Linked DNA regions of Homo sapiens: region 2 is linked to region 1. The links are chromatin loops, found by intact Hi-C in ENCODE. Cell type or tissue: IMR-90. All regions are shown on one strand. Each heading gives the region's core, and the rest is flanking DNA. Links, peaks and the distances in the headings are about the cores only.

The links. Peaks named below come from ENCODE experiments on the same cell type or tissue, not always from the same donor. Only the 100,000 strongest peaks of a DNase experiment are listed, where the experiment ranks them.
Region 2: a loop joins it to region 1, with 25 times the contacts of the local background. A loop is called at or near these places in 3 of 110 quality-filtered maps.

Annotation. Positions count from the first base shown.
Region 1 is chr13:112,598,337-112,613,534 of GRCh38, reverse strand. It overlaps LOC124903251 (a long non-coding RNA gene), which reads right to left. Exons shown (of 2, transcript XR_007063945.1): 2 at 14,864-15,198. It also overlaps a transcript of TUBGCP3 not described here. Among named protein-coding and RNA genes, the nearest start is that of TUBGCP3, 18 kb to the right of the region's middle. RefSeq lists silencers at 6,851-7,080, 7,111-7,160. In IMR-90, for the core only: a CTCF peak has its summit at 6,973 (motif pointing right); a DNase peak (open chromatin) is centred at 7,044; H3K4me3 peaks cover 390 bases; H3K27ac peaks cover 204 bases; H3K27me3 peaks cover 321 bases.
Region 2 is chr13:112,051,356-112,066,553 of GRCh38, reverse strand. All of the region lies in intron 1 of SOX1-OT (SOX1 overlapping transcript), which reads right to left. It overlaps LOC124900341 (small nucleolar RNA SNORD44), which reads right to left and starts at 14,476; the gene lies at 14,416-14,476. RefSeq lists an enhancer at 9,826-10,555 and a silencer at 12,488-12,688. In IMR-90, for the core only: a CTCF peak has its summit at 3,625 (motif pointing left); no DNase peak of the experiment used is centred there; H3K27me3 peaks cover 3,401 bases.

The sequences.
Region 1 (15,198 bases), core at 4,930-8,929:
TCGACTCACTGCAACCTCCGCTTCCTGGGTTCAAGCGATTCTCCTCCCTTAGCCTCCTAAGTAGCTGGGATTACAGGCACGCGCCACCACGCCTAGCTAATTTTTCTATTTTAGTAGAGATGGAGTTTCACCATGTTGGTCAGGCTGGTCTCAAACTTCTGACCTCAAGTGATCTCCCCACCTTGGCCTCCCAAAGTGCTGGGATTACAGGCATGAGCCACCGAGCCTGGCCAATAAAACATTTAAATGTTTGCTTTTGAGTTAAGTGCATGCACTTGCTTTATTGAGGTAAAATTTGCATACAGTGACATGCACGGAGCTTTAGTGTCCTATTCAGTGGTTTTGACACATGTTTATCCCCAGTTAACCAGCACTGCCGCCAAGATACGTGGCCAGGTGTGGCAGCTCATACCTGCAATCCTAACACTTTGGGAGGCTGAGGTGGGAGGATCACTTGAGCTCAGGAGTTTGAGACCAGCCTGGGCAACATGGTGAAACCCCTTCTCTACAAAAAAAATACAATACATTAGCCAGGCATGGTGGTGCTTTCCTGTAGTCCCACCTACTTGGGAGGCTGAGGTGGGAGGATTGCTTGAGCTCAGGAGATGGAGGTTGCGGTGAGCCAAGATGGTGCCACTGCACTCCAGCCTGGGTGATACAGCCAGACCCTGACTTGAATGAACAAACAAAAAGATATAGAACTTTTCCGTCACTCAAGAAACTCCCGCATGCTTCATTTTGGTCAGACCCAACCTCTCCCTGACATGAGCATCCACGGTTCTGATTCCTATCACTGTTGATTAGATTTGTGTCATTTCAACTTCAAATAAAGGCAATAACACACGATTGTTTCTGGCTCCTTTTTTTTTTTTTTTTTTTTGAGACGGAGTTTCACTCTTGTTGCCTAGGCTAGAGTGCAATGGCACAACCTTGGCTCACTGCAACCTCCGCGTCCTGGGTTCAAGTGATTCTCCTGCCTCAGCCTCCCCAGGAGCTGGACAGGATTACAGGCATGCACCACCATGCCCGGCTAATTTTGTATTTTTAGTAGAGATGGGGTTCTCCATGTTGGTCAGGCTGGTCTCAAACTCCTGACCTCAGGTGATCCACCCCCATCGGCCTCCCAAAGTTCTGAGTGTTTCTAGCTTCTTTTGTTCAACATAATGTTTCTGAGATTCATCCTACATTTTTATGCCCCAATAGTTCTTTCTTTTTTCAATTGCTGAATAGAATTCCATTGTATGATCACACCACACTTTGTGTGTCTGTTCTCTTGTTGATGGATATTGCTTTCTGTTGGGGTTATTGTAAATAAAACTGCCCTAACATTATTGTAAAGTTTTTTTTGTGGACGTATACTTTCTCTAGGAGAGTTGCTGGGTCATAAGATTGGTGTATGTTTTGCTGTATAAGAAATGTGACACATTTTCCAGTAACTGCACCATTTTATTATACAATCCCAATGGCAGGAGAGAGTCCAGCTGCTCCACACCCTTTGCTAACTGATATTATCATCTTTTCTGTGTTGGCCATTTTAGTGTAAAGTCGCATCACGCTTCAGTTTTCATTTGCATTTCTTCAAGGATTAACGATTTGATTAATCCCTCGAAGTTGCCACATGCGTGAGTGTAAGTTGTAGGTATGTTCATAGTAATCCCTTTTTATCCATAATGGTTGCAGGATCGGCAGTTATATTTGCTGTTTTATTTGTTTGTGTATTTATTTATTTATTTTTGAGACAGAGTCTTGCTCTGTCGCCTAGGCTGGAGTACAGTGGTGCAATCTCGGCTCACTGCAGCCTCCGCCTCCCAGGTTCAAGCAATCCTCCCGCCTCAGCCTCCCAAGTAGCTGGGACTATAGGTGTGTGCCACCACAAGGGGCTAATTTTTATACTTTTTGTACAGATGGGATTTTGCCATGTCACCCAGGCTGGTCTTGAACTCCTGAACTCAAATGATCCGCCTGCCTTGGCCTCCCAAAATGCTGGAATTTCAGATGTGAGCCACTGCACCTGGCTGATACTTGCTGTTTTATACCTGATGGTGATTTCTGTCCTCTTTATCTTTCCTGTCTTTTTCAGAGGTTTATCAATTTTACTGACTTTTTCAAAGAACTAACTTTGTAATACATTCATTTTCTCTATTTTTTCTGTTTTCAATTGTACTAGTTTCTGCTTTTATTATTATTTCCTTCTTTTCCTAGCTGCTTGAATTGGGAACTTACATGATTAATTTTCGTCTTTTCTAATGTAAACATTTAGAGCTGTCAAGGTCTCTGTTAGCACCACTTTATTGCATCCCACAAATTTTGGTATGTTGCATTTTCATTGTCTTATAAGTTTATGTATTTTCAGATTTTCTTTTGTGATGTCTTTTGGCCCATGAATTATTTAGCAGTATGTTGTTTAGTTTCTACATGCTGGAGATTTTCCTATTGTCTTAGATTTCTAGTTTGGTTCCATTATGGTCAGAGAACATACTCTGTATGATTTAAATTCTATTACATTTATTAGGGTTGGTTTTGTGACCTACATTACTGTATCCTGGTGATTGACAGGAATGATGTTTGAAAATAATGTAGATTCTGCTGCTGTTGGATGCAGCGTTCGAAAAATGTCAGCTAGACCCTGCTGGTTGACGGTGTGACTTCATTCTTCGATACCCTTGCTGATTTTCTGTCTCATAGTTCTATTCATTTCAATGAATTGGATGTTGAAACCCCCAACTATTTTGGATTTGGCTATTTCTCTTTTCAGCTCTGTCAGTTTTTGTTTTATGTATTTTGAAGCACTGGTTTTTTGGTGCCCACAGATTTAGGATTACTACTTCTTCTTGGTGGATTAATCCTTTTATTGTTATGCAATTTCTCTTCTTGTCCCGAGTAATTTTCTTTGCTCTGAAGTCTACTTTATCTGAAAGTAATGAAGCTACTCCTGTTTTTTTAAAATTAATGTTTGTATGATATATCTTTTTCCATTTTATTACTTCAGTATCCCTATGCCTTTTGATATGGTTAGGCTTTGTGTCCCCACCGAAATCTCATCTTGAATTGTAATCCCCGGGTGTTGAGGAAGGGACCTGGTGGGAAGTGATTGGGTCATGGGGGCAGTTTCCCCCATGCTGTTCCTGCCATAGTGAGTGAGTTCTCACGAGATCTGATGGTTGTATAAATGGCAGTTCCCCTGGGCTTTTTCTCTCTCTCCTGCCGCCTTGTGAAGAAGGTGTCTGCTTTGCCTTCTGCCAGGATTGTAAGTTTCCTGAGGCCTCCCCAGCCATATGGAACGTGAGTCAATTAACCTCTTTTCTTTATAATGTACCCAGTCTTGGGCAGTATCTCTATAGCAGTGTGAAAATGGACTAATACAGTAAATCATTATATTTGAAGTGAGCTTTTTATAGACAGCATGTAATTGAGTTGTGCTGCTTGCTAATCTTTTTTTAATTGGTATATTTATGTCATTTACATTTGAGGTAATTATTGATATTTTAGGCCTTAAGTCTGCCATTTTATTATTTGTGTCTGTTTTTTCTGTTTCTTATTCCTTTGTTTCTCTTTTCTGCCTTGAATCACTTGAACTTTTTTTTAGAAATATATCTGAATTTATCTATAACAGTTCTTCAGTATATCACTTTGTGTAACTTTTCTAGCACTTGCTCTAGGTGCTGTAGTGCACATAAATAAATTATCTTAGGCTACTGTATTAACGTTTCACCACTTCAAGTCAAGCCTTGAAATGCTGCTTGTGTTAGGCCCTACCCTACCCACTTTTAAAATATGATTGTCTCAAGTTTTTACTCTACATACATTGCACAGCACACCAGATGGGGTTGTGTTTTTGTTTATTTGTTTGTTTGTTTTTTTGACAGAGTCTCTTCTGTTGCCCAGGCTGGAGTGCAGTGGAACGCGATCTTGGCTTACTGCAACCTCTACCTCCTGGGTTCAAGCAATTCTCCTGCCTTAGCCTCCTAAGTAGCTGGGATTACAGGTGGGTGCCACCATGCCTGGCTAATTTTTGTGTGTTTTTCTTTTAGTAGATAAGGGGTTTCACCATGTTGGCCAGGCTGGGGTTATGTTTTGTTTTTGTTTTTGTTTTTTTTTTTTGCTTTAACCATAAAATATTATTTAAGAAACTCATGAGATAAAGAATAGTTTATTGGCTGGGCGCGGTGGCTCATGCCTATAATCCCAGCGCTTTGGGAGGCTGACGCAGGCAGTTCACCTGAGGTCAGGAGTTTGAGACCAGCCTAATCAACATGGAGAAACCTTGTCTCTACTAAAAAATACAAAATTAGTCGGGCATGGTGGTGCATGCTGTTAATAGCAGCTACTTGGGAGGCTGAGGCAGGAGAATTGCTTGAACCCGGGAGGCAGAGGTTGCAGTGAGCTGAGATCGCGCCATTGCACTCCAGCCTGGGCAACAAGAGTGAAACTCCATCTCAAAAAAAAAAAAAAAAAAAAGGAATAGTTTTATTGCTCTTCTCTTATTGATGAAATTTTGGTCTTCTTTTTTTGGGACTGAGTTTCACTCTTGTTGCCCAGGCTGGAGTATAGTGGCAAAATCTTGGCTCACTGCAAGCTCTGCCTCCCAGGTTCAAGTGATTCTTCTGCTTCAGCCTCACGAGTAGCCGGGACTACAGGTGCACGCCACCACACCTGGCTAATTTTTGTATTTTTAGTAGAGACAGGGTTTCCCATGTTGGCCAGGCTGGTCTCAAACTCCTGATCTCAGGTGTCCACCTGCCTCAGCCTCCCGAAGTGCTGGGATTACAGGTGTGAGCCACTGTGCCCAATCAATTTTTGGTCTTCTTTTAACATTTTCTTTCTGTTCAGCAGGTTTCTTTCAGCCCATTTCTGTTAGTTTTCCTTTGTCTGAGAATGTCTTTATTTCCCTTTTACTCCTGAAGACTCATTTTGCCAGGTCTCGGATTTGCAGCCGACAGTCTTTTTCTTTCAGCTCCTTTCCTCCTGGACTCCATGGTTTCAGATTTCTAAGCTTGCTTCTTTGTCTTTGAAAAGGTTTTATTCTGATGTGACTTGGTGTGAATTTGTGGGGGTTTATCCTAACTGGCATTCTCTCAGTTTCCTGAATCTGTAGATTTATGTCTTTTGCCAAATCTGGAAAGTTTTCAGATATAATTTCTTTTCAGCCCCACACTCTCCTTTCCTATGGGACTCTAATGCTGTGAATGTTAGATCTTTTCTTACTGCCCCATAGACCCTGAGGCTCTGTTCATTTTTTTTAGTCCATCTTCTTTCTGTTGTTCAGAGTGTAAATGTTATTGCTCAGTCTTCATGTTCACTGGTTCTAACCTCTTTCGTCTCCATTCTGCTATTAAGCTCATTTAGCATGTTTTCATTTCTGTTATTTTACTTTTCAGTTCTATAATTTCTACTTGGTCCTTTTAAAATAATTTCTCGTTTTTGCTAAGTTTCCTATTTGTTCATTTATTTCAACTGAGTTCATAATTGTTTGTTGAAGCATTGTTGTGGCTGCTTTGAGCATCTTATAACTCCACCTTCTGATTTACTTTACTGTGGTGTCAGCTGATTGTCTTTTCTTATTCAAGTTGTGTTTCTCCTGCTTCTTGTTGTGACAAGCAATATTTGCTTGTATCCTGCACACTTTTAATATTATGCCAAGATTCTTGATCCTATTTAAGTTTCTGATTTTTAACAGACAGTAGCTTTGTTTAGGTTCAGTGTATAGGACCTGGCCTATTTTTGTGAACTGTAATTCCAGTAACAATTTGGTTTTCAGAGCCTTGCAAGGCTAATCTGGTCTAGTTCAGATTTCAGCAAGGTGTAATTTTTTAATGAACATCTATTCATTTTGTAATTAGAAAAATAAAAACTCACTGTACACATGCATCTTATATACAACATGTTAGTATGGATGACACCAGGGCCAAGTGAATACCAGAGTCAAGAACCAAGAGTCAAGGCCATAGGAGAAGAAACAAGTCATACAGTTCAGGGGTGACAGTGGCAGGCAGGACTATCTGACATTCCCAGGTAGCAACAGTTTGTGGGCATGAGGCCTCTGTGCACACTGGGTTATATAACACGTGCTTATTTCAAAGGCACCATCTAGCATCTGAGAGGTGTTTGCCTAGAGGCCAGCCTTGGATTCAAATTTAGGACTTGTGGCTCTGAAGCCACAATGTTACTGGTTGCAAAGTAAGATACAAGATAAAACAATCTTAATTAATTAATTTTACACTTTTAAAAAACAGCTACTAGAAATTTTACTTTAAACCCGTGAAACTCATTTGTGATGCACAGGGTTTCTTGTGCTGTGGAGATGAGACCATCTCTGTTTGCCGAATCAATAAATCTCTACAGCCGGAGCTTTATTAAGTACTACTATTGAAATAATTGGATAAATTTAGATTCTCTATTTTCCCATTAATCTTGGATTAGTTTTAATATATAAAATAATGCAATCCTGACATATGTATAATGCTAAATTAAGGTTCATTTAAAAACAGACTCAGTATGCTAAAGTGAATCTCTCTATTGATCTTATTCATGTAATCTTGAAAAAGTTCATATATTGAAATCTACAAATAAAAATTCCATACCCTCTTTTACTGCTGCCATTTTTACATGCCTGCCAGGTATTTTTTAAACCTCTCAAAATCCTGCAAGTGAAATCTACTTTGAGGATTGGAACACGGAAGTCCAAAGCAGTATCTCGCTCGGAGTCGTCTCTGGCACTGGGATTTCACCAGGACTTTCTGAAGGGCTTTGCAGGGCACCTTGCAGCCTCCAACGTTCTCTTGCTCGTGCAGGGTGGAACGAGCTCCTCCGCATTCTGAAAACCGCCTTTTTCAGTCAGGCAAAGATTGTGGACCACGATCAAATAGACTCATTTGTAGAACTGGGAGAACCCTCCTAATCATCTGACAGTTACTCTTAGATTTCGTCTCTGAAATCGGTTGCGATTCCCGCTGGACGGCAGGGGGCAGCACCAGGCCGCCTCAGGGCCGGACCCGCGCGGGCGGTGCCGCCGCTTCCCCTCAGGCGGCCGGTGTGGGTGGGGCAGCCCGTGGCCTGGGCGGAGTCGGGAAGGGCCTGGCGGGCAAGAGCCTCAGACTGAGGGAAGGAGAGGGCGCCTTTCCGCGCTTCTGTTTCCCTAGAGGAAGGAAAGAAGTTGAGAAAATTCAGAGCCAAATGTAGATTTTCTCGAGTGCCTCATTCCCCACAGCGATCTTGCTGGTAACCGGGAGTGTGTTTTTTCTGCATCAAATGCTCAAATGCGGTCTTCCAAAATGTTTCCGACTGCGGCAGGAATTTCAAACGAAATCCTCGGAGCTAGAAGAAGAGTTACAGAAAATCGCGAATTTCCAGGCAACACGCCAGGGATTTGGGGAAGAGAACAGTAAAACGTAACAGAAATAGCAGCTTCCTGACACGGTGGAAGTCATCTGGTGAAGATTTTTTATACATTTTATATCGACTTTTTAATCTCCTAATTTATGAGTAAAGTGTTAACCTAAGAAGTAAGAATGCATTTTGTAGCTCATCATTGTTTAAATAGAGGCTTTGAAATTCAGCCCGTCTCGGTGATTGTAGCCGCCATTACAAAGTGGCTGCGGGAGGGGTCTGGCCTCTGCTCAGCCACTCACTGCTGTGTGATCTTGGGCAGAGCACTTGATGTCTCTGAGCCCGTCTCCTGAAGCCCAAAGCCAGGCTGTAATATCTGTGTCGGCTGTTCCGTGAGGAAAGATGCCTCATCTCTAGCTCTTCCTCAAGGCTATGAATATAATCAAAGGCGGATGCTCAGGGCTGTGAATAAGAGTTCAGTGACGCAGCGTTTTATCCAGTGCATTCCTCTTCCCAGGCGTCTGTGACATCGTCTTACCGACCAGCTGCCCCACTCTGGGACATTTACATCGCTTTGCAGTGGCCGCACTGACGGTCGACAGCTGCGCCAGGACTTAAGGCTCCAGCCTGGTCCCCTCCTTGCTTCCCAGCACTGCCTGGTCAAATGGTGGAGGACAAAGTGGAGGCAGAAGACGGAGGCGCAGCTGACACGTGGACTAAGGGCTCTCCAGGCATTCCGACTTCTGAAGAGGTGGCTGACAGCCTGAGCTCCATGGAAAGGTTGGGATAAAGAGCCTGTGTGATTGTCTACTCCAAATTCATGACTTTACAGATGGGCTTCAGCCAATGGTTTGGGTCCCAAGCTGTTGTTATTATTATTATTATTATTATCATTATCATTTAAGACAGTCTCGCTCTGTCACCCAGGCTGGAGTGCAGTGGTGCGATCTTGGCTCACTGCAGCCTCCGCCTCCCGGGTTCAAGTGATTCTCCTGCCTCAGCCTCCCGAGTAGCTGGGATTACAGGTGCCTGCCACCAGGCCCGGCTAATTTTTTTGTATTTTTAGTAGAAACGGGGTTTCACCATGTTGGCTAGGCTGGTCTCAAACTCCTGACCTTAAGTGATCTGCCCGCCTCGGCCTTCCAAAGTGCTGGGATTACAGGCATAAGCCACCGTGCCCGGCCCCAAGCTGCTTTTAGAATGGCTTTTACTTTCTTATATGTAATAGCGAAGAATTTAAAAATGTAAAGACAAGCCAGATGTCATGTTTGAAGAGGGAAATTAATCCCATAAAGAGCAGCACATCCATGTGATGGGGTATTAGGAGGCCCTCAATAGCCAAGGGTTAGCCTTTTTGATGACATAGAAAAATATGAGATATGATATTGAGTGAAAAGGGAGGTTATAAAATATCATGTGTAGTGCAATCACAAGTGTATGCACACACGCGGTGGAGAGAGACTGGGTGGACAGCACTAACCCATTACCAGGGCTGTCTCCTGACTTTTATCCTTTGGGTATTTTTTGTGGTTTCCAAATTTTTCAATGCACATTTATTATCTTAGGAGCAGGAAAAAACTTATTTTTGCCAATGAAATAAAAATAAATTTGGGCCAGGCATGGTAGCTCACTTCTGTAATTACAGCACTTTGGGAGTCTGAGGTGGGTGGGTTGCTTGAGCCCAGGAGTTCGAGACCAGTCTAGGCAACATGTCAAGACCTCATCTCTACAAAAAATTAAAACATGAGCTGGGTATGGTGGCATATGCCTGTAGTCCCAGCTACTCAGGAGGCTGAGGTGGGAGGATTACTCGAGTCTGGGAGGTCAATGCTGCAGTGAGCCGTGATGACACCACTGCACTCCAGCCTGGATGACAGAGTGAGACCCTGTCTCAACAACAAAACAAACAAGTGTGTTGGTGAATATTTGAAGATAGTTTCTCAAACTAAAAGATACCCAAAGAAAACCTTGGAAATATAAAAAGAATGCATGAATTGAAAACAAAAAGCCATAATACAAGACTCTAAAGATCTGGAATGAAACCTAATAAGAGACTGGTAGGTCAAATGAGAGCAAAGCATTTGAATTTGACTGGATTGTTTTCTCACTGGAAATAGTGATTCTATGAGTTCACCATTAACACATTTTTTGACTGGAAAACTGCTATAGGATCCCAGGGAGGACTAAATTTGAACAGAGGAAGTGGACAGTGTTGCAGTCTCTGTTCTAGCTCTTGCTTCTAGAATAGGAGAGTTAAGAGCACCAATTTGGGATGAAGAAAGCAGAAAGCAATTATCGATATCAATCAAGAGAGCAGAACAGCCTCTCTCCCTCCATCCTCCCTCTGCCCTCTTCTCCCTTCCTCCTTCTCTGCTTTCCTTTCACTCTGTGTATGTTAGCTTTGGCCCCATTCCATAAGCCGAGATAAAAATGCTAGGCATGATAAATTTGTGACTGTTACTAACATTTAGGATTTTTTTTTTGAGATGGAGTTTCACTCATGTTGCCCAGGCTGGGTGCCATGGCGCGATCTCAGCTCACTGCAACCTCTGCCTTCCGGGTTCAAGCAATTCTCCTGCCACAGCCTCGCAAGTAACTGGGACTACAGGCGCATGCCACCATGCCTGGCTAATTTCTTTTGTATTTTTAGCAGAGACAAGGTTTCACCGTGTTGGCCAGGATGGTCTCGATCTCCTGACCTTGCGATCTGCCCACCTCAGTCTCCCAAAGCACTGGGATTACAGGCGTGAGCCACCACACCTAGCACATTTAGGACCGTTATATGGAATTCTTCATATCTTCTAAGTTTTAAAAAAACAAAATCTACCAAATATTAGAGATTTAGTAGTTAAATAAAATCATTAGGAAAGAGCAAAGACTTGCCCAGTTTTAGGTGGAGTAAATTCTGGAACTTTTAATACAAAGATAGGCTGGGAAACTGCAAAGATAACTTTGCGGTTCTTCTTGTATGCAAATCTGTGATCATGGATGGAGAAGCCTGGAGGAGAATCGGAAGGCAAGGTCAAACTTTATGGGTTGTGATCCATTTGGTTCTTTCAGTAAGAATCCACAATTGATAAAATACTAGAGTTTGTGTTTCTTAGCTGAGAATGCAGGCGCGAGGAAGTAAAATGATTTCTTCTCGTCAGTAGTAGAGCCACCTAACCCCAGTCTTCGGCCTCAAGCTCTTTCTGTGCTTTATTAAATCAGCTGCTTTTTAACAGAAAACCGACTTTGCACACCAGACTATAATGCAGGTCTTGCTTTGGGAATATTTACATGGTAATCTTATAGTCACATTATACACTAAATAAATGTTAGCTGGGCCATTTGTGTAGAAATATAACTTGTGCAAAATAAAACCGTTAATGTGTAAAACACATGATGGGGGAGTTTCTTGGTTTTGAGTGTCTGCCTCAAATTATACAGACTCATCTGTAAATTCCAGCTGTATCTTTCAAAATACATTCAAGCTAACGTTCGGTAAAATGAACACTTAGCAGTGGCAGTGCATGGTTGGTCACTAGCCCACTCAATTGTTTTGTGAGGCAGATGAAATATAAAAATATGACAAAGAACAAATGTTTTCCTCTCCTATGCAGAGGTGAACTGAAGCCTGCTGCCGCCAGGGTAATTTATAACATATATTTATAGAAATAAATGGCCCGTCTGGGCATTCATGTGTTTCAAATCAATCATGGAGTACAATGCTCAGTGCCGAGGGAAAAGAGAGTTATTCAGAAGGTCTTTTGAGACCTCCTCTGACCACGGTGGTGGCTCACGGAAGAGTTTGCAGCTGCAGGTTCTGTGGTGGACAGAGGCTCTCCATCTTTATATTATTAATCTGGGTGAAGCGCTTTGTTCAAGCAGAAGGGGAATAAGCGCTCTAATCATCCGGAAACTCATTAACTTCTTTCTTTCAAATGTCTTATCAGATTTCTCCCTTGATGCTTTCCTCTAATTCCTTAGGACTGAAGGGCTAAAGACACTGGAGAGTGTATTAAAATATATTAAGCAATCACAAATGTCTGAATGCGAGGCACTGCCATACAGCCAGAAAGCAACAGCCTGGGGGGCTCGCTGCACAGATTCAAACACTGGTCTCCCCCGACCATGAACTTGGGCAGGCTACTCACCACTTCAGACTGCAGCTTCCACTTCTAAAAAATGGGGAGAACAAGACTGACCTTGTTCAGTTGTTGTGAGGATTGGAGATATAACTGCTAAGCGCCTGGCATAAGGAGCAATAGTGCAGTGATCATAACTTATGAAAACAGCAGTGACATCCCGGGGCTACAGAGGCACAGCAGGAAGTGCGGACCCCAGGACTCTTCTGGGCTCTCTGTAGCCATGGCCCTGGGGCACCTGGGTTCTCCTACCCTCTGGCTTCCAGAAGCTTAATAGACTTGATTGGCCACAAGGAATATCCTGTCATGAAAATCAATATTTTAGAGCAAGATGAATCCGGAAAGAGGCTTTGAGAAGGTTGTATAGGCCTGAAAAGGGGGGACACGGAGCTCACCTCACATGGCTGGGGATGAGTCGGACCTGACTGGGGCATGCCCAACTGCTACCTTCAACCTGACTCCAAAGGTCTTGACCTTCGAGAGTGATCTGACCTCAGAACCCGACATTCCAGATGTCACAGGCCACCTGGGCGAACACAGATGTCTCAGCACACACTTCTCGTTACCTCATCCAGTCCTCACAGCAGCCCTGGCCAGAGCCGCGGGGAACTGTGAAGCGCTGTTAACGCTACCGAGAGAATGAATCCACACTCATCTCAAGCCCGGGCGACAGAATGAGAACACTAAACCAATTTACAAAGAAAACCAGTTTATAAGTAAACTGAAGTTAAAGTTCATGGCAAGTGCATTATTAAATGGGCCATATGAGGACGAGCAAGATGAGAGAAGATTAAAATATTAGTCCTGGAATTTTGTGTCCAAACAAGGACATTTCATCACCATTATGAAAAGCCATTTGTATTCTTTTAAATTTTTTTTTTTTTTTTTTTTTTTTTAGACAGAATCTTGCTTTGTGGCCCAGGCTAGAGTGCAGTGGCGTGATCTTGGCTCACAGCAACCTCTGCCTCCTGGGTTGAAGCAATTCTCCTGTCTCAGCTCCTTAGTAGCTGGGATTACAGGCAAACGCTACTGCGTTTGACTAATTTTTGTGTTTTGAGTAGAGACGGGGTTTCGCCATGTTGGCCAGGCTGGTCTTGAACCCCTGGCCTCAAGTGATCTACCTGCCTTGGCCTCTCAAAGTGCTGGGATTACAGGTGTGAGCTAAATTGTGTTTTAAAATTAAATTAAAATACGTTTAGAATCAAAGAAACAGTGTTCCCCTTAAACACCATACTCAAAAACTTAATATGCCTCAAAAACCGTAACTATAGACCTGAGTTATAAGACAGGAGAATATAGGCGAAAATGATTCTGGAGAAGAGGCGAGTAGTGGCTTCTGCTTGCCAACCCGGAGAGAGAGGCAAAAAGCATCCTTCGATCCTAGCGATATTTATAGTAAAGCCTTATCAAATGTCAACCTTTGAAAATTAATTCCAATTTTTTTTAAGTATAAGAAGAAACACTACATGCTCATAAAGCAAGATAACAGAAAGGAGAGTGGTTTAAAAGACTTCTTGACTTCTAAAGTAATTTATCCATCTACTTTCAACAGTTTAATGACATTTTCCTGAAAGATAGGAGTTTTTCAAAGCCTGGTTCAAGTTTCAATCCGTTGATATGATGTCAGAACAACAAATCATTCTGATCTCATAAAAGAAAAGTGAGTATAAATTTATAAATTAATTGCAATTTTAAAGATTGTTCACTAGTTTTAGTCAATCAATCAGAAGCTCGTTATATTAATTGGGTTGAGTACTGATAACCTCATTAATCATACAGCTTCCAGTTTAGGCAGGTTGAATGCATTTTTCCCCTATAATATCAAGTGTGACATGAGAGATAGAATATAAAAGAATGTTAAAACTAATCCACATCATGGAGAGAAGAAACAGACTCACACAGAGACGGATGGGATGATTTGCAGCCGTCTTTGGGAATTCTCTACCGCAGCATCCCACCAGCGTCGCCTCAGCTAAAAGGATCCATTTCATGGAGAAGAGATGACACAGTGGGTGCACAAGTGTGGGATTCGTAGTCTTAGCATGGACTAATGCAAACTGTGGACCTCAGTTAATAATCATGTTTTAATATTGGTCCATTCACTGTGCACTAATGCAAGATGCTAATTATAGGAGAAAGCTGCAGGGGGTGGGGAGATGGGGAGAGGCGTGTGACAGTCTGTACTATCTTCTCAATTTTTCTGTAAATCTAAAATGGTATAAAAATGGTATAAAATCTAAAATGGTATAAAACATAAGGTGTAGGCTGGGCGCAGTGGCTCATGCCTGTAATCCCAGCACTTTGGGAGGCCAAGGCAGGCGGATCACGAGGTCAGGAGTTTGAGACCAGCCTGGCCAACACAGCGAATCCCCGTCTCTACTAAAAAAAAAAATAAAAAATAAAAATAACTTGGCGGGCCTGGTGGCATGCGCCTGTAGTCCCAGGTACTCAGGAGGCTGAGGTAGGAGAATCTCTTGAACCTGGGAGGCGGAGGTTACAGTGAGCCGAGACCACGCCACTGCACTCCAGCCTGGGCAACAGAGTGAGACTCCGTCTATAAGAAAAAACAAAAAACAAAAAACCATAGCAAAGTAGTTTTAGATTATAACTCAAAATATAAACTAAATGCCCATAAATACCAATATAAATAAACTATTGAATAAATAAATAAATGAGGGAGAATAGACAACTCTCTCAGTCAGAACAATGGTAAATAATTTATGTGGAGATTCTATCCGTAGGGAAGTGGAGCGTAAGGACCCATTTATTAGGTGTGTGCTGCGTAATGACTTGTTTCCAAAGACTACAGTATGGAAAGAAAAAGAAAAAGAATAACCTCATAGAATAACTTTACCTGACAAACAGCACCCCAAGTCAGGTGATCAAAGTTATTACCACCAACAGTGACAAGTCGTGTTGACAGTATGCACCCGTGATAATACGCGATCAGAACTGTACTTTACCTCTGTGGATTTAGTGCTTTTATATTTGATGTAACTTGTGAGATATTTTGGTTTAACTCTGCCATCTTTATATTCTTTTATCCCTCTTGCAGTATGTTCATTTTTCTTTCTTTTTTTTTTGTATTTATAGAAACCTTTTATTGTCTAATAATTTACTTTTTTTTTTTTTTTTTGAGACGGAGTCTCGCTCTGTCACCCAGGCTAGAGTGCAGTGGTGCGATTTTGGCTCACTGCAACCTCCAACTTCCAGGTTCAAGCGATTCTCCTGCCTCAGCCTCCTGAGTAGCTGGGACTATACAGGCGTGCGCCACGATGCCCGGCTAATTTTTTGTATTTTTAGTAGAGACAGGGTTTCACCATGTTAGCCAGGATGGTCTCCATCTCCTGACCTCACGATCCGCCCACCTCAGCCTCCCAAAGTGCTCGGATTACAGGCATGAGCCACCGTACCCGGCGATAATTTACTCTTTATTAGTTTGGTAGTTATCAGTATTTTCACTCTTCACTTAATGGTTTCCCTAGAAACTACAACAAATATCCTTGACATATCAAAGTTTAATATAAATGGTACTTTTACCTCTTTTAGGACATTTCAAAGGTAACAGAGCACTTTAATAATATTTACCGTCTTCTTTATTGGTGAGTTATTTTTGTTATGTATTTAAGTTTGCATATGTTAAACCTAAGACATTGTTTTTTCTAATCAATATCCATTCATATTTATCCTGTATTCATGGCATCCACTGTTGTGTGTTCCTGCCTACAGTGCTAGCCTTCATCTA
Region 2 (15,198 bases), core at 1,685-5,684, 540 kb after region 1:
GGGGGGAGGAAACGCAGCCCCTGGCCAGGTTTAAACGGGCGCAGTGGAGACCCAGCTCCTCCTCTGCCCCCGCCGGCCAACTCTGTGCCTGCAGGGAAGGGGAAAGTTGAGTGCGGGGCTGGCACGTCGCCCTCAGTTCCCCCGAGTGCTGAAAAGGAGGGGCGCTCCCTTGGACGCAGGGGATACCCTCCGAGGGCCCCTGCAGGTTCTCTGCAAGGATCAGGCGGCTCAGCCATCCCCCGCCCTGCATCCGTTCTCGGCCGCGGCGTGCACTGAAGTTCGCCAGTGCCCGCTCTTGCAGCGAAGGCCTTCACAGTCCAGGCCCCACAATTCGGGTAAAGGGGGAGTATTTGTGTGGGCATGGCTCCATAGCTTCGTTTAGTATCAGCCCTAAACTTTTGTGGGGAGGAGTCTTTCAATGAGCCCGGGGCCATAGTCACGCACTCTTCCCAACCCGGATCTTCTTCCTCTGGAAAAGGAATTTCTAGGAAGGCCGAACACAACAAGATCTATCTGGAATCTAGTTCCTGAACAACAGTTGAAAAAGTTTGTTGAATCGCAAAATAATGATATGGCGCACGCTTTTCTGGAGTGAATTTCCCACGAGCTGGTTGCCTAAGAACGGAGAAAACTGCGTGAACTGCGCGGGGCCACATAAACCGAATGAAAGGCGGGGCCTCAGGACGGGTCTCAGCCGCCGGTCTGCGTCATGCAAAGGAAAGGCCTGGCTCGTGGAAAGAGTAAGGCATTCACCTGTGGTTATCATTCTTAAACCTCAAAGTGGCTTTGATTTGGGAACGTGAAAGAGATTTTCAAACGCAGTCTCAAGTAGCATAGCGCTCACACTACCGTTTCCACCAGACTGATCTGAAAGTGGTCCAAAGACGACTTTTGAGCCCAAGTATTCCTCCTCTGCCCTCCCCGAGGCACCCTGAGATGAGAGTGCTTGTGGAGATTGGTGGTGGGTAAAGTAGAACCTTCACCGCATGTCACATGTCTGCCTGTCTTGTAGTAGGAATATTCAGTAAAGATGATGATAACGGTAATAGGAGTAATAGGATGTTTGAGTCTGTTGGGCAGCGAACACGTGACACCTTTTTTTTCCTCTTAAAAAAACTTCTGAGGTTGTGAATTTCTTGACCCTGTTGCTTGTCCAAGGTAAAAGAATAATGCTTTATTTCCTCTCAATTGCTATGATTATTACTGTAGGGTTTGTTTTATTATTGCAGGGTTGCTACAGTGTGAAGTGCAACAGCAAATTGATCTCTCTGCAGATTAAACTGCTTTCATTCCAGGCCATTCAGCATTTACTAGTAAATCCATCAAGTAATATATAATTATATTAGAAAGGGAACATCATTTTATATTTATTTTTTCACTAAATATCTAGGTTATAAACTGGGCTTCCAACTACCTTCTTATTTCACCAGTCGAGTTTGTTAAATCTTTTGATTTGTTACATGCACTACCTACAAATATCAGTTACATTGTGAATGAACAAAAAAGGAGCAATAATATTGTTTGGGAATGCTATAGCCCCATTTTTTTCTTTGATAATTTAGGAGGCAATGGGTGTGCAGTGAGATCCAGTGTGTTATGGAAAGTCAGCAAGACTGAAATAAAGGAAATGGTTTACAAATTATAAACTATATTATCCACTTAGCAGTTGAAAGATTTCTTTCCTCTGCTTTTCAATTTAGAGTTTAAACTAAATAGCTTAAGACTCCCTGAAAATGCTTTGTATGAATCAGGCTTGGCACATTATTTTCCATATCAATGGAGCAATTTATTTTATAAACACCCTGCACTCCAGTGTGCTTTGCAGGAATGCTTTATGCTTTGGGGAACTTGGATAGCTGACTTTGAAATGGTCTACTTTTTTTCTACCATAGTCCCGAAAATTGTTTCCAAATACGACGTTACCCTTGTTTTTCAGAGCATCTAAATAAGAGGAAAATGGTTTAGCATCCTGTGAGCTCACACTAGTGCTCAACGTTCAGGGTGCTCTCCATAAGCCCTCTTCAGTGACGAGATGTTCCCTAGGCCCAAGCGGCTGCACGCACTATGTGTGGCCACCTGCATAAGTATTAAACCAAAGCTGCAGGTGTAACTTGTTGCCAAGCGATAAATGATTGGCAGCAGCAGGCAGTGCCAATTAGGCAGCACAGGGCACTGCATGCTAGACCTCTGTGCCTTCATTCCTGGCATGAGGATTGACGAGCATAATATTAACTCCTGCTGGTGATCGATGGCTTCTGGAAGCCTCAATTTCTTGCTCCTTCTAAACTCTTTCCTCAGTGACTCTTTAAGAAGAGAGAAGACAGTCCAAAACCAGTTTGAAAAGCACCTCCTTCTCCCTTCTACCTCCAGCCAAGTTGGCAGTTACCTCCTTCAAACCCAGTACTTTCCCAAAGGCTGGACTCCTGGAGATTTGAACACTGACTTCCCTATTCCCAAGTAATGTAATAGGAAGTCTAGACCCCCAGGCACAGGGTTACTGTCACTGTTGATTGACCAAACTTGCTTTTTTGGCAGCTCAGAAACTTCATTGTGCCTCTTTGCTCAAAATGCCAAAGCGAAGATCAACTTAGAAATGTGGATAAAGACACTTTCTATTGTTGTATGTAACCTGTGGTCATAATCTTCAAAGCCAATCCAGAACCAAGCCATCCCTAGAAGTTACACGCACACATATATGCCTGTATGTATGTGATAGGTTAAGCCATTATGCAAGAAACCTCAACTTTCAAGTAAATTGAGTGCTGGACTGTAACACCATTAGCTTAAACTGTCTGTATGGAATAATTAGCACTTTTAGCTTTTGTCCCCCTTCCCCGCTCCCGCCCGCCCCCCAGCATGAAAGCGAGCTTTGAGGCATCTAGAGGTGGATTTTCTGGCCCAGTGTCAGTCCCGAGTCCCAAGCAAGGAGCACGATGGACAAGCTAGGAGTTCTACGGGACAGTGAAAGAAGACAGAAACTCTGCCCTGTCTTTCGTGGTCCTGGTGAAGTCGACCCGTCTTGCTGACACTCTCCAGGGACATGTGGCCGCACCACAACCGGTTGCCCTCCTGGGTTCAGCTCCTACGGCTTCTGGGGCCGGTTGGAGGATTGAGGCCATGTGTAGGTGCCTCCCCGGATCTCCGAGGGGCTCAGGCTTCCGCGCTCTGGTGTCGCCCCAGAGGGCCGAGGCCACAGTTAAAGGAGGCAGATGAAGAGGAAGCCGCTAGTTTCCAGGCGGAGCTTTTGAAAGAGACAAGAGTAGTCAGAAGGAGAGGAGGAGAAGGCGGAAAAGAAAGCGCGGGAGAGAGAAGAAGAAAGAGCCATTCAAATTGGAAGAGGCCTTCGAGGCCATCTCTGCCAACAGGAGGCGCGGAGCGAGGGCGAGGAGGGAGGGGAGCGCGACGGTGGGGACCGCGCGGGGGCGGGGCGGGGGTGCTGGGGACACCGCAGCGAGAGGAGGGCGGGCGGAGAAGGCCCGGTTTCCTCCCGCGCGGAGCCATGAGGGGCAAAGAGGCAGCGGGCCCGGCTGCACGGCTCCGGCCCGAGACCCCGCGGCGTGTCTGCGCTGGCCGTGCCGTGGCGCGCGCCTCGATCGCCGTCTGCTGGCCGCCGCCGCCCTCGCGGAGACACCGGGGCTCTCCGCTCTCTGCCGCCTCTGCGCCCCTCACTCGCTCTGGCAGCCAGAGGCCTTGTTCGAGGGCCTGGAGCGCGCGTTCGGGTGATGGCGCTCCAGGGCGCTCGGGTGATGGCCAGGGGGCTCTTGAGGAGTGCTCCTCTCTCTAGGGTCCCTGGGCGCTCTGAGTCCATCATCTGCGCCCTGGCCCGGGCTAACTTGGTTCCACTGTTCCCAAACAAAACCAGAGAAGCCAGAGTAGCACAGAAGTTTTTGTTGGTGGTGGTTTGGTTTGGTTTTGAAGGAGGAAAAAAAAATAATAACAGCCCAGGGAAAGGGGGTGTGTGGAAGGAGAACGGAAAGAGAGCCCTGGCCATCAGGGATAGCAGCAGAGCTGTCTGCGTGCCGGCGCACCGCTCTCTCCTTTGCCTGACTAGGCGTCCTAGTTTGGAGGCCGTTCCAGTAGCGTTTGCGGGGAAGGGTCAAGAAACTCCTTCTCCTCAAAAGCGACCCAGGCTTTCTTTCGGGCGGTTCGTGTGGAGAGCCGCACATTCACAATCGAAGAACAAACAACTGTGTGTGTGTATGTGTGTGTGCGCGCGCGCGCACGCGCGCGTGCTGTGTGCCTCCGAGCTCTCTGGGTGAAAGCATTTGGAGAAGCTCTGGGAGCTTTGGAGTAGGGGCTCACCCTGTGAGCAGTACTCACACATATAATTCAAATTTCACAGCTGACCTGCTCTGAAAACCTCAATCAGCTTCTAATTGAAGGGAAAACAAAATATTGCTTCCCTACAGCAGAGCTAACGATTTAATCATTATATCAGACATTATAGCTTTTAATTAGGCTAATGCTGATACTGTATGGAAAGAGATAATTCAACACAGTTCTTGATGAATTCTGTAATTGGGTTAACGGCAGAGCAGTTGGGGGAGAGACGTCAATATTCAAGCTGCGTCTGTAGCCACCAGGTTTATGAATGAAAGAGGAGACAAGGGGAGGAAAAAGGCTGGAACCAGAGCGGGGCATTGCGCCCTCCGCCCCACGGAGCTACGGGCGGCTCTGGAGAGAGGCGGCGGGAGACCCGAGCAAAGCTGGGAGGCCGCCGGATGCCAGACCTCTCGGGCCTCGCCGCTGAGCACCGGCTTTTCCTGCCGCTCGGCCTGCCCGGCCCTTCTTTTGTGGGAAACTTTCCGAGAAGACTCTCTGCTGGGCCTACCTGCCCTGTACGCCCCGGCACGGGAGTATTTCTGCGCTGTTCCCACCCAGCCCAGCTGGCGCAGATGTAGCGCGCAGTTCTGTCGGGTGGCTCTTAAAGACGCGAGCTCTACCTGGGCTTCCACCCCTCGCCAGGTCCGAGTGCCACTCAAACGGGCACAGTGCCCCTGGCCGAGGGCAGCCCTAGTTGGTCCTCAGCGCTGTGGGCACGGCGGATGCGCCGAGCGCCCGGCGCCTCAGGGCACCACAGGCTGCCCATACTCTCGAGCTCACAGTGATGACTGCGGGGTCGGCGGGAAACGGTGCTTGGAGGGGGCGCCGGGCCTATTGCCTAGAGGCCTGGACCCGGTGGCCTAGGCTGAGCCGCTGCTGGGCCCTGTGGCTGCATCAGGAAATTGGCAATTAAACCGCCGGGCCGCTTCTCTTCCTCTCCTGTCGCTAAGGGTCCTGGAAAAGAAGGAGGAAGCAAAAGGCCGTTCGCACTCGCCTGCGGGAAGTCTATTGTGCGAGAGAGCAAGAGTGACCCCTCCTCTCACTCCCCAGTCTCTTCTTGCCAAGTAGGGCCTGAGCCACAGGCGGTTTCGGGGTCCCCCGGGAGCCGCGCCTGGCCGGCTGCGTCGTCCAACCTCTGGCTTCGCGTGGCGGGTGCACGCCCAGAGCGGCTGCCGGCTGGGAGCGTTCCCCTCCCTCTTCTGCTGCCCAGATTTCTAGGACCCGCAAAAGTTATGCCCAAGTGGGTGAGGAGGCAAGAGGCGGAGCTGAGACTGGACCCTGCCAGAGGAGATGGTTCTCGAGCCTCGGATTTTGAGGAGAAAATGCCTGTGCCTTTCAGATTTGGTTGAGTTCTTTAGAGAAGTCGCCTAAGCTAAGTCTTCCGCGGTTTTAACCCAAATGGTTTCAGGGTGTGATTTTTTGCACTTTTTATACTTCTGCGCTTCCCTTTTAAATTTTTGCTCTTACTCTTTGGTTTTACCACATCAGCGCAATATTCTCCTTCAAGATAAATATACCGTGTTGTGATTCAGCCTTGTCTTATTTTGTCAGTAATTACGGCAAAATTAAATGGGTCACTGCTAAAGTTTCATTTACACAAACCCCCGTAATTAACAGCTTGAATACACCTTTTTACGTTGTACAAAAGTTGTAATTTTCTAACGCATGTTGTTTTTTATTGACGGAGAATGCTTGTGTTCGATGCCATCCTGAGCACACAAAGCACCTCCTCTGAGCACTAGGTGTGTTTTGTTTCTGTAATAGTGTAAAGAGCCGGTACGAGATCAGACTTTTCTGAATCTGGGGTAGCTTCATAACCACTCCCATTAAAAACTGCCGATTATAAATGTCCAAGAGTGCAGGACATCTGACTAAACTGGGAAAGCCGAAATTCTGGGGAGAAACAAACTGGTCTGGCCTGTTACACCCCCACTCCTGCTCCCCGGAGTGTGGAAGAGCAGGTGGGATTTGACATTCTAGGGCTGCTGTAGTGTTCACTCTGCAGGATCAAAAACAGCGTTTTAGGCCAGTGCAGGGACCAGCTTAGTCTCAGCGAGCCAGTGACCAGGGGCTGCCTGCAAGCCAGTGCAGCAGCTATGAGTCAACAGGCCTTTCCTCCATCCTCTCTCATTAGCCCTCAGATGGAAAAGGCATCACTCACAAGAGGAGACAAGTCATAGGGAATTTCTATATGAAAAGAAATGAAGTGAAATCAGAGATGCTTTTTCTTACAGGCCATCCCTGTTATTGCAAATTAGATTAGCTACACAGGCTTCAATATAAACATGACACGAGGTTCACACGAGTGAAAGGACCATCCACTCCAATCTCTGCTTTCATCGAAGCATCTCACATAAATTACATCTTGTCCTTTAATACACTTTTCAATGAGATTAAAACATCACTTTGACACAATTTCAAGCCCTTTCAGTCGCATGGGTTGCTTACTTCAGAAAACAGCAAATGGGGAAAGTGGTTCTGTTTAAATCTTCAGGCTGTGGGATGGGGCTTTAACGCAGCGCCAGTGCCCTGCACGCTGAGCTAATAGAGGGCCTCTTGGCCCCATTTGAATGCCATTTATCTTACCTCGAAGAGACAGAAACCAGCTGTCCTGTGAGCAGAAATCAGATTTCCCTCAGGTTGGGTGGAGGCCTGTGACTACCTGGGCACAGGGCCTCTTTGGAAAGCACATTTGTATTAGAGCAGCATCCTTCGGACGGGGGAACGGGAATGGCCTGCGCTGACCCTGAAAGGGTCGGATACCCCACAGGACAGACACTAGCTTTAGGGAGAGAGTGCCACCTAAATGAGATAGGGGAGGTTTGGCAGATCAGGCAGAGAAAGAGCCCTGTTTTGGATGGTGCTTGACCCTAAATCTCAACTTAGAGGCAGTGAGAAGAAGTGGGCAAACATAGGTGAGTTTTCTGCTAAACCAGCTAAAGGGAGATTTGCACCTCTTCTTGCCAGCAGAAACACGCCACTCTGACTCCCCAGGGGCCACCTGTCCCTTCATGGACTGACTCCTTCTGGACTGGCTCCCATGGCTCTGGGGAGTGGAGGAGCCCCACCCAGACAAAGGACCCCATCGGGCGGCAGTGGAGGGGTGTGTGGGTTTCAGGGTAGGGGTTCTATGCATTTTCATTATTTTCAGCTGTTTACAATTATGCTCAACGCTCAGAACACACAGGCAGATTTGCTTCTGGAGTAGAGGCTGGTTACAGCCTGCCTTCTCAGGTGGTGTATCCTCTGCCATCAGCCAGGTAGGCACAGGAAGGCTCGCCACTTGGAGCCTCTTCCCTCAGACCCAGCACAGCCAAGGCAAGGTTTTCGGGGCCTCCTCTTCCTTGCGGGGAGGGAGACTAGGACCAGCAAGTCCAGCCGCCCAGGTGCCAGCCCCCTCCCTTCCCCAACCCCTTTCTCTCTGCCTCCGTGGCAGCCTCCCCACAGGGCTCCATCCGTTTCCATGACATTGATAACAAGATCCTAGCACTAGGCCATCTGAAGGCTCTCTCTTCATCCTTACAGGTACGCATGCCATCTCCTGTGTGCCTGCCTGCTTCAGCCCTGCCACCTGGCCTGCGTCGCATCCGGGAGATGTGCTAGCAGGGGAAGAAGCCTGGTAGGGCCCAGGGGATGTGGGTGGCAACGGAATTGCTTTCCTCCTGGATCCCGGTTTAACCACCCTTCCAAATCAAGCGGAGCTCCTCGGGGGACACCTGCCAGTTGTTGGAGACTTCCCCCTCTGCTGCGGGCGCTCTCTGCATGCCAGGCCCTAGGTGCAGGGGAGGAGGCCGGGGTAACAAGACCATTGTCCTGGGTGGGGAACGGAGCAGGACTCCTCTTTCCACCCCAGCGGGAGGGAAAAGCTGCCCTCCCAGCCGCCTGGGCAGCCCCGCTGTCCGCCGCTGCGGTGACAGGGACTTTTGGGGATCTTCTGCGCCAACTGGGGTACCATCAGGGCAATTCCCCCAACCCCGCCTTTCACAAACGAGCTTCCAGAACGCAGGCCCCACCGCACTCCAGGAAATCGATGTTATAAAGCGAGCTTTTAATGCCTTAGTTGACTGGCGGCCGCTATCGCGTTCAAACACCTGTTTCCTGCAAGGGGAGGCGGCCAGCCGGGTCCCTGCTCGGGTCGATGACTGCCAGGCTTGCCCCGCCCTGCCCATTGACTCCCGCACCAGCCACCGCCGAAAATCCATTTCACCTTTGAAACTTCGTGACCTTTCCTCTCCACGGGAGGCTCAAACCCGCGGAAAGAGGGAGCGGAAGCGGGCGGCTCCGCGGCGCTGGTGGGGGAGACTCCCAGCTGCGCAGACCGAGAACCTAGGCACGCGCGGTGCTGCAAGAGGAGGCAAAGCGGGTGTGATTTCGCTGGAGGAGGGAGGACAGGCGCACGGAGCTGTGCGCCCGGGCGGGGTTCACTCCTCCTAGGGCGGCCCGCTCGGATCCCACCTTGGGGCGCCCTCCTTTGGGCGTCGGATCCCACCTTGGGGCGGCGAGACTGAGGCGTGAGCCGCGCTGGTGGGGCTCTCGGACGGGCACCGGCAGCTCTGCGAGTCCAAGGCTTGCGGCTCATTGCTTTTTTTTTTTTTTTTTTTTCGGTAGCAGAATTAATACAGTCAAGCCCGTCGGTCAGTCACAGTTAAATTGATTCTTTGCCCAAAACACCTCTCACTAAATGGCACACGCTTCAACATGTTAATTTTTAAAACGTAATTTCAGCCCGCGGATTTAGTTCTCGGCGCGGCCGGGTGTGCACCGGGGAGAGCGCAGCCTGGCGCTGCCGAACGCGAGGGTGGGGGAGCCGCGAGGGGCGGGGAGGGGGCGCGGAGCTGTGGCGGACAAGAACCTCTCCCCCAAATCCACAGACTCGACCTCCCTCCCCCCTCCCCAAAAATGGCGACCCAGAGAGAAACAGTCTGGGTCCGTTGGGCGGCGGCCAATCCCAAAAGCCGAGGATGGGGGAGGAGTGAACGCACAGATAAGAAAATGACAAATGTGCCCCGCGGCGAGTCCGCTAGCCGTGGCCACCACATCTACCCACCTGTTCTTTCCTGGGGCCCCAAAGCTGCGGAGACACCCCATCCTCCTTCACGGAAAGTCACCGTGGAGACACCGCGCCCCTCTCCCGAGAGCCTTTACCGGCCAGCTCCGCAGCCCCGGGCGGGCTGAAGCCCCCGCGCAAGTTCGAGACACACTTACAGTTAGTTCCTCCTCCAGCTCCAGCGGGTCCCCAGGGCGGGTCCGGCACGGCCGCGCCCCTAACGCTCTGCCCACGGGCACCTCCCGGAGCCCCGACTCATTCCGGACCGGGTGGCCAGCGTGCCCAGCGCGACGCAGATCTCGGACCCCGGTCCGGCCCGGCTCCGGCAGCGCCAGCCCCGTAGCCGCGGGCGCCGGTGCCACGCGCACGCACACACACGCGCACACTCACACGCGCACCCCCGCTAGCACACTCACTCGCACACGCGCCTCTCTCCTCGCCTCGCGCGCGCGCACACACACTGCAGGCGAGAGAGACAAGAAAATGAAATTTATTATTGATAGAAAAGACTTTAAAGACAATTTCAAGTTATTGTTTCTCTCTGGAAAAAGGAGATCCCTCCACATAATGAAACGCCTTTTGTGTGGCGCGGAACAATACCAAACAAGTATTCTAATAAATAGCCACTTTTTTGTTCCTACTCGACAGTGAATAGAATCGAGCAGTTGGTTTGCGAGCAGCTGGGACGCCGTTTTGAGCTGGGAGGTGGAGCCGCGTCTCCCGTCCTCCTCTCGCCGCTCCCCAGTCCCCTCTCCCCTGCGTCCCCTCCTGCTCCCCGCTCCTCTCCCCATTCGCTCGCTCTCGCCTCCCGCCGCGGGTCCCCCTCCCGCGCCCCCGCCCCCGCGTTCCGGCCTGGCCTGCGGGATTCGGGCCGAGGCAACTGCAGGGACGGGGCACCCCTCCTGCTCCCCTGCGCCTCCGTCCCGAGGGACTCGGAAGTCCAACCCCCGCCCCCCCAAAAAATAGTTGTCAATTCTGTCATCACAGAGGGCTGCCTATTTTCGCCTGGAACTACCACCCGGACCTTTTCTAACCCCCGGGTGGGAGGATGTCACCCCCCTCCCGTCCCGTGTCCACCCGGTCCTTCCCTGGGGTTTTCCGCGCCGCGCCCCCACTCCCACCCGCGCCGGTCCCCGCGCTGGGCTCTCTCCTCCCGCGGACAGCGCCTCAGCTTTGTTGGCTCGCAGCGGGGACACCGTGGCCGTGGGCGCCGCCGCGCGAGGCCTCCCCTGGGAGCAGCTCCGGCTCCCCCCCCCCTTTTTAAATATTGCTCTGCGACGGGCTCCTGAATTCGCCCCCATCCCCACACTAGTGCCCTCACGACTGACGGCAGCTGCTGAACGAAGCAGTGTCTAAGGATTAGTGTTGTGGACACAAAGCTCTCCAGGTAAACGTCCCTCGGCCAGGCGGCCCCGCGTTCCAGGCACGCACTGCGGGAGGGGAGGCCTGCGGGGCTGTGCGGCGCTCCGGGGTGGTGCGGCCACCCCTGCCTGGGTCGCGGACCCTCGCGGCGCGCTGTCACTCCCTCTGCAGGCGGAGCCCCAGCCTCACCTCGGAGGACCTAGTTGCCTGCCCTCCCTAGCGCGGGGCTAGCCCACGCAGAGCCGAAGGCGGAGGAGGAAATGTGTTCTGTGAGGCTCCTGGGCTGGAGCCACACTTGTTTCTCGGGGTCTGGGTCTCTGTCTCCACCCTCCCTCTCTGCCTCCTCCCCACAGTTGAGTGAGGCTGTCAGCACTTCGGACTTAAGACCACCACCCTTGAGACTCCCTGCAAATGTATCACAAGCAAACTCACTGCTTTTTTGAAAATGACGACCCCACGTTTGCCCAGAGGATTTGTGACCCCCTCACACCCAAGGCAATATGTTTACCAACATAAAAAAAAAAAAAAGGACGCACAAGTCCAGCACAATCGAAAGACAGTAAGGGCGTGCCAGCCCTCAGTGTCGGTGCGGGGCGCGCGGACCCACGCACACATCTCCCCCGGACAAACGCAGGGTAATTTTTTTTCCATTGTCGGCAGCTGCAGTTTGCAGGAGATCCTTGTCTGTCTGGCTCTAATCTCGGAGACAAAAACCCCACATGACTTCACTCGATGGATCTTAATCTAGAGAAACACTATGTCATTTGCAAATTATTTCTTAATCGGACTAAGCTATTTAGAAGTGCGAGTGGAGGAGTGAGTGTTTTGGAAGCCGCCAGAGCTCAGATGTTGACTAGGAACACTCTTCCTAGCAGCCTCGCTTTCCCCCAAAGGCACGTTGGTCTAAGTGTCAAAAGCAAAATTAAGCAGGTACGTTTCTTTACTTGGGGATTTTTAAAAAATTTACTTTTGAGAAACTGTATTCCCTTGGAGTTTAAGGCAATTTAGTTCAGTCCTCCAAGATGCTGGTAACAAGAGGAAGTTGGTCCTTGACATCTTTAAAAAACCGGGTTTGTGCAGGAATTTCGTGGCGGGAAACGCGGAGACACGTTGGAATTGGACCCATTCCAGCAGGCTCCTTGAAAGCTTTTTCCTTTTGTATGGAAAATGGAAACATTTTGGAATCCAGATTTAAAACTTTGACTTATATTTTACATGTTAAGTCGCTGAAAGATTGGGTACAACACTGCATAAACCTTCAAAACCTGCAAATATTTGAATGGTTTTTGTAAGCGGAGCAGCTGCCAGTCAGCTGGCTTTGACAGGCTGCCACAATTTTGTCACTTAATAGCGGGTGTTAGGCTAAGTGCAAAACACTCTGGCAAACAGATGTCAAACCCGTATCAATGGGGGTTGTGAAGTGGAGTTTTAACCCACATCGGGGTCTCGCGCACGGAGCCAGTGTGTACACGGTACACAGCGCAGCGAAGGCGAGCGCTCCTAAACGTAGTGGCCTCGCCCGGGGCGCTGGAGACGCGACCCTGAAATTCTGTAAAACCGAGGCTGCTCCTCTCCCGCCGAGACAGAGGAGAAGCAGGGCCAAGGAGCCTTGCAGGGCATGGGGGTGTGGACCCACGTAGCTGCCTCCAGCCCCGCTGCCGTCCTGCGTCCCGACCCGCTTCGCCCGCAGAAGGTGGCAGCTCTTTGCCCAGGCTGGCGTGCAGCGGCAGGCCCCAAGCGCGGCCCCGCGCCTCCCTCTTTCCGGCTTGCTGTGGGCGCTGCCCCCTTGTCCACCGAACTCGGCCCCGGGCAGCGAGGCTGTCCTGCGGCCTCAGTGGTGAGAAGGCGGAGGCGACAAATAAAAAGACTCTCTGTCCGAGCAGAGCCGGCAACCACGGCCCAGGTCACCCAGGTGTCTGCGGCCGCGCCAGACCCCCGCCAGGCCCAGAGCCAAGTGCAGAGCGTGGCGGCACCGGCGCTTTATTCCCTTTGCCCACAGCCGGCCGTCTGGGTGGAAACTGGCTTTTCCTCGTGGTTTGCAAGAGGAAGTGGCCCAGGAGCGCGGGGTCCTTGCGCGGCGAGGCGGGGAGGGCGGACGCTCAGAAGACCGTCTTCTTTGTTTAGGCACCGGAGGCGGCCCCTGGGGCACTGCCCTCCCTCTCCCAGGCAAGGGTCCTCCCCGAAGGCCTGATCTGCCCCTTTCGCCTGAAGGACTGGAACTCTTAAGGGCGGCGGCATCAAAAAAATGACCCCAACCCCCTGCGGCTCGCGGGATCCTGCGGCCTTTGTGTTTCTCGTGCTGAGAACGATTTACGCCCGCGCGTGGCTGCGGGGTGAGGTCTCAAACATTCTGCTCTGCCGGCAAACCAGTGCCACGGGGGATTATTCTGCACGAAGAATATCTGTTCACTCACTCAGAGCTTCCGTCATCCTTGAAATGTCTTCCCAAATTTTCACCTCTTGATGATGTCTAACTCCGACACCAACCGCACATGGGAACAGGAGGCATCCCATGACTGATCCCACATCACAGCAGATCACTGGTTTTCCGATTTTTACAACGTGGATTGCATTTGACTTCGTGCTTAACTCACACTTCTCCTTTTCTTTGAATAACCATCATACCAACTCTTCATTTTGGGAACTTAAACTTGTGGCTGGAAGGCCAAAACGAAGCTTTGGATTTTACTACAAAATGTGATGAAAGGCAAATTTGTCCTTATGTAGATTAAAAGAATTCTCAGAGCTTTCTCTTGAGGACAGCGATTTCATTCGGCAATGCATATTCCTTCATGATAGGTATTTGGCAACTGATTAGGAATCTTTAGGCTAGTATTTACTTTATAATGAACAAAAGTCAAAACACTAATTTTAATTTGCTTCACTATAAGCTCAGCCTGAGACCATTTCTGTGTCCCATGAATGCACACACAGTTAATAAGTGCTTATTTGTTTCTTATAATAATGTGTGTGTCTTATATTCTCATTGATGGAATACAATCAAAGCATAATTTAATGCCCCCCAAACCCTCTTAAAAATATACAGAACAAATATTCTCCTGCCGGGGGGGGGGGGGCTCCAGAGAACTAAAGCTTCTCTGTGCCATTAATTTTAATTATATCTTAATGGAAAATCAGATGTTTAAAAGCAGTTTCCACAGGTCTATAGGATTCATTAATTCTAAATGTACAGAAAAGAATGTATTTTCACCTTCCGGCTAAAGTTCACTATTTTCCCACGTAAAAGTATCTAACCACAGAATTTTGCTTCGTCTCCTACCGAGGTGCATGTGCCGTTCAGGAAGGTGGGGGTTGACTGGAACAGATGTCAACTCCAGCAAGCATCCCTGCCCGGGCTCGTGCAGTGCACTGGATGTCTTATTTCAGCTGTGAGGTGGAACTGGGCCTAGGTCTTTTGAGGGAGGGGCAGGGAACAATTGCTCAGGGCAGATGTGCTGTGCGGATGTGGCGGAGGGACCCCGAGATTTCAGTGTGGAATTGTGGGGTGCAGCTGTGCAACCCCGGGAGGGTCGGGCCTCATGGTGCGGGAGCTTGAAGGATGAAGAGGATGCAGCTAGAAGGATCATGCTCTCATCACAGGTGATTCCAGGGGTGAGATAACTTTCCGAAATCATCATTTGTGGTGGAGGGTTTTTGTTTTTTGTTTTTGTTTATTTGTTTGAAATCAGCTAAAGCCGAGTATGACCTTCACATTCAGGCATCATTTGCTTATCATCACCCAGGGCAGTGGCTTTCACGTTGTTGGAATTGACTTCATCAAAAAAAATTATATAACTTGAGATTCTGCTTACCCATTCTTTATTAGAAGCAGTAATTTCACTAAAGCGGTAATATTTTTCTATGCAGTTTATCCAAGGACTTAAGCTGAACCAACTGATGAGCCATAAAATAATGAATTTCACAGGTTTGTTGAATTTCTGTACTTATGTTTAACTGAACACAAGCTTCCCTCTCATGTTCTCCTGCCCCATTCTTTTTTCTCAACACTCAACCTCTGTAGTAAGCCAGATGCAATTAGAATGGAATGTACAAATTGTTGAATAGGAATACAATTGGTATATCAAAATCTTCTCTGAATCGGAGCTGACCAGGGTCAATATTTCACTTTATTCCAGTCCTTGAATATAGAAGCACAGCTGCAATTATTGAAAGACTTCACCGAAGAGTTAGATATTGTCAATGGGGTGAGTTTGAGTAATTGTCATTCAAAAGAGGAAGAGTCTGCTGATACGTGTGTGTATAATATTGTAATAATATTAGATGCTATAAAAATAAAAATAACCCATGTTATATAGGAAGAAAGGGCCTTCTCAGTCATTAATTCACAATAAAAACAAATTTCATTTGAAAAGTTAAAACAACTGTAACATTTCTAGTATTTATTGACTATGCTAATTCATAGGTGATATGCACACGAGTAGGTTAAGCCAGACTTTCCAGCCTTT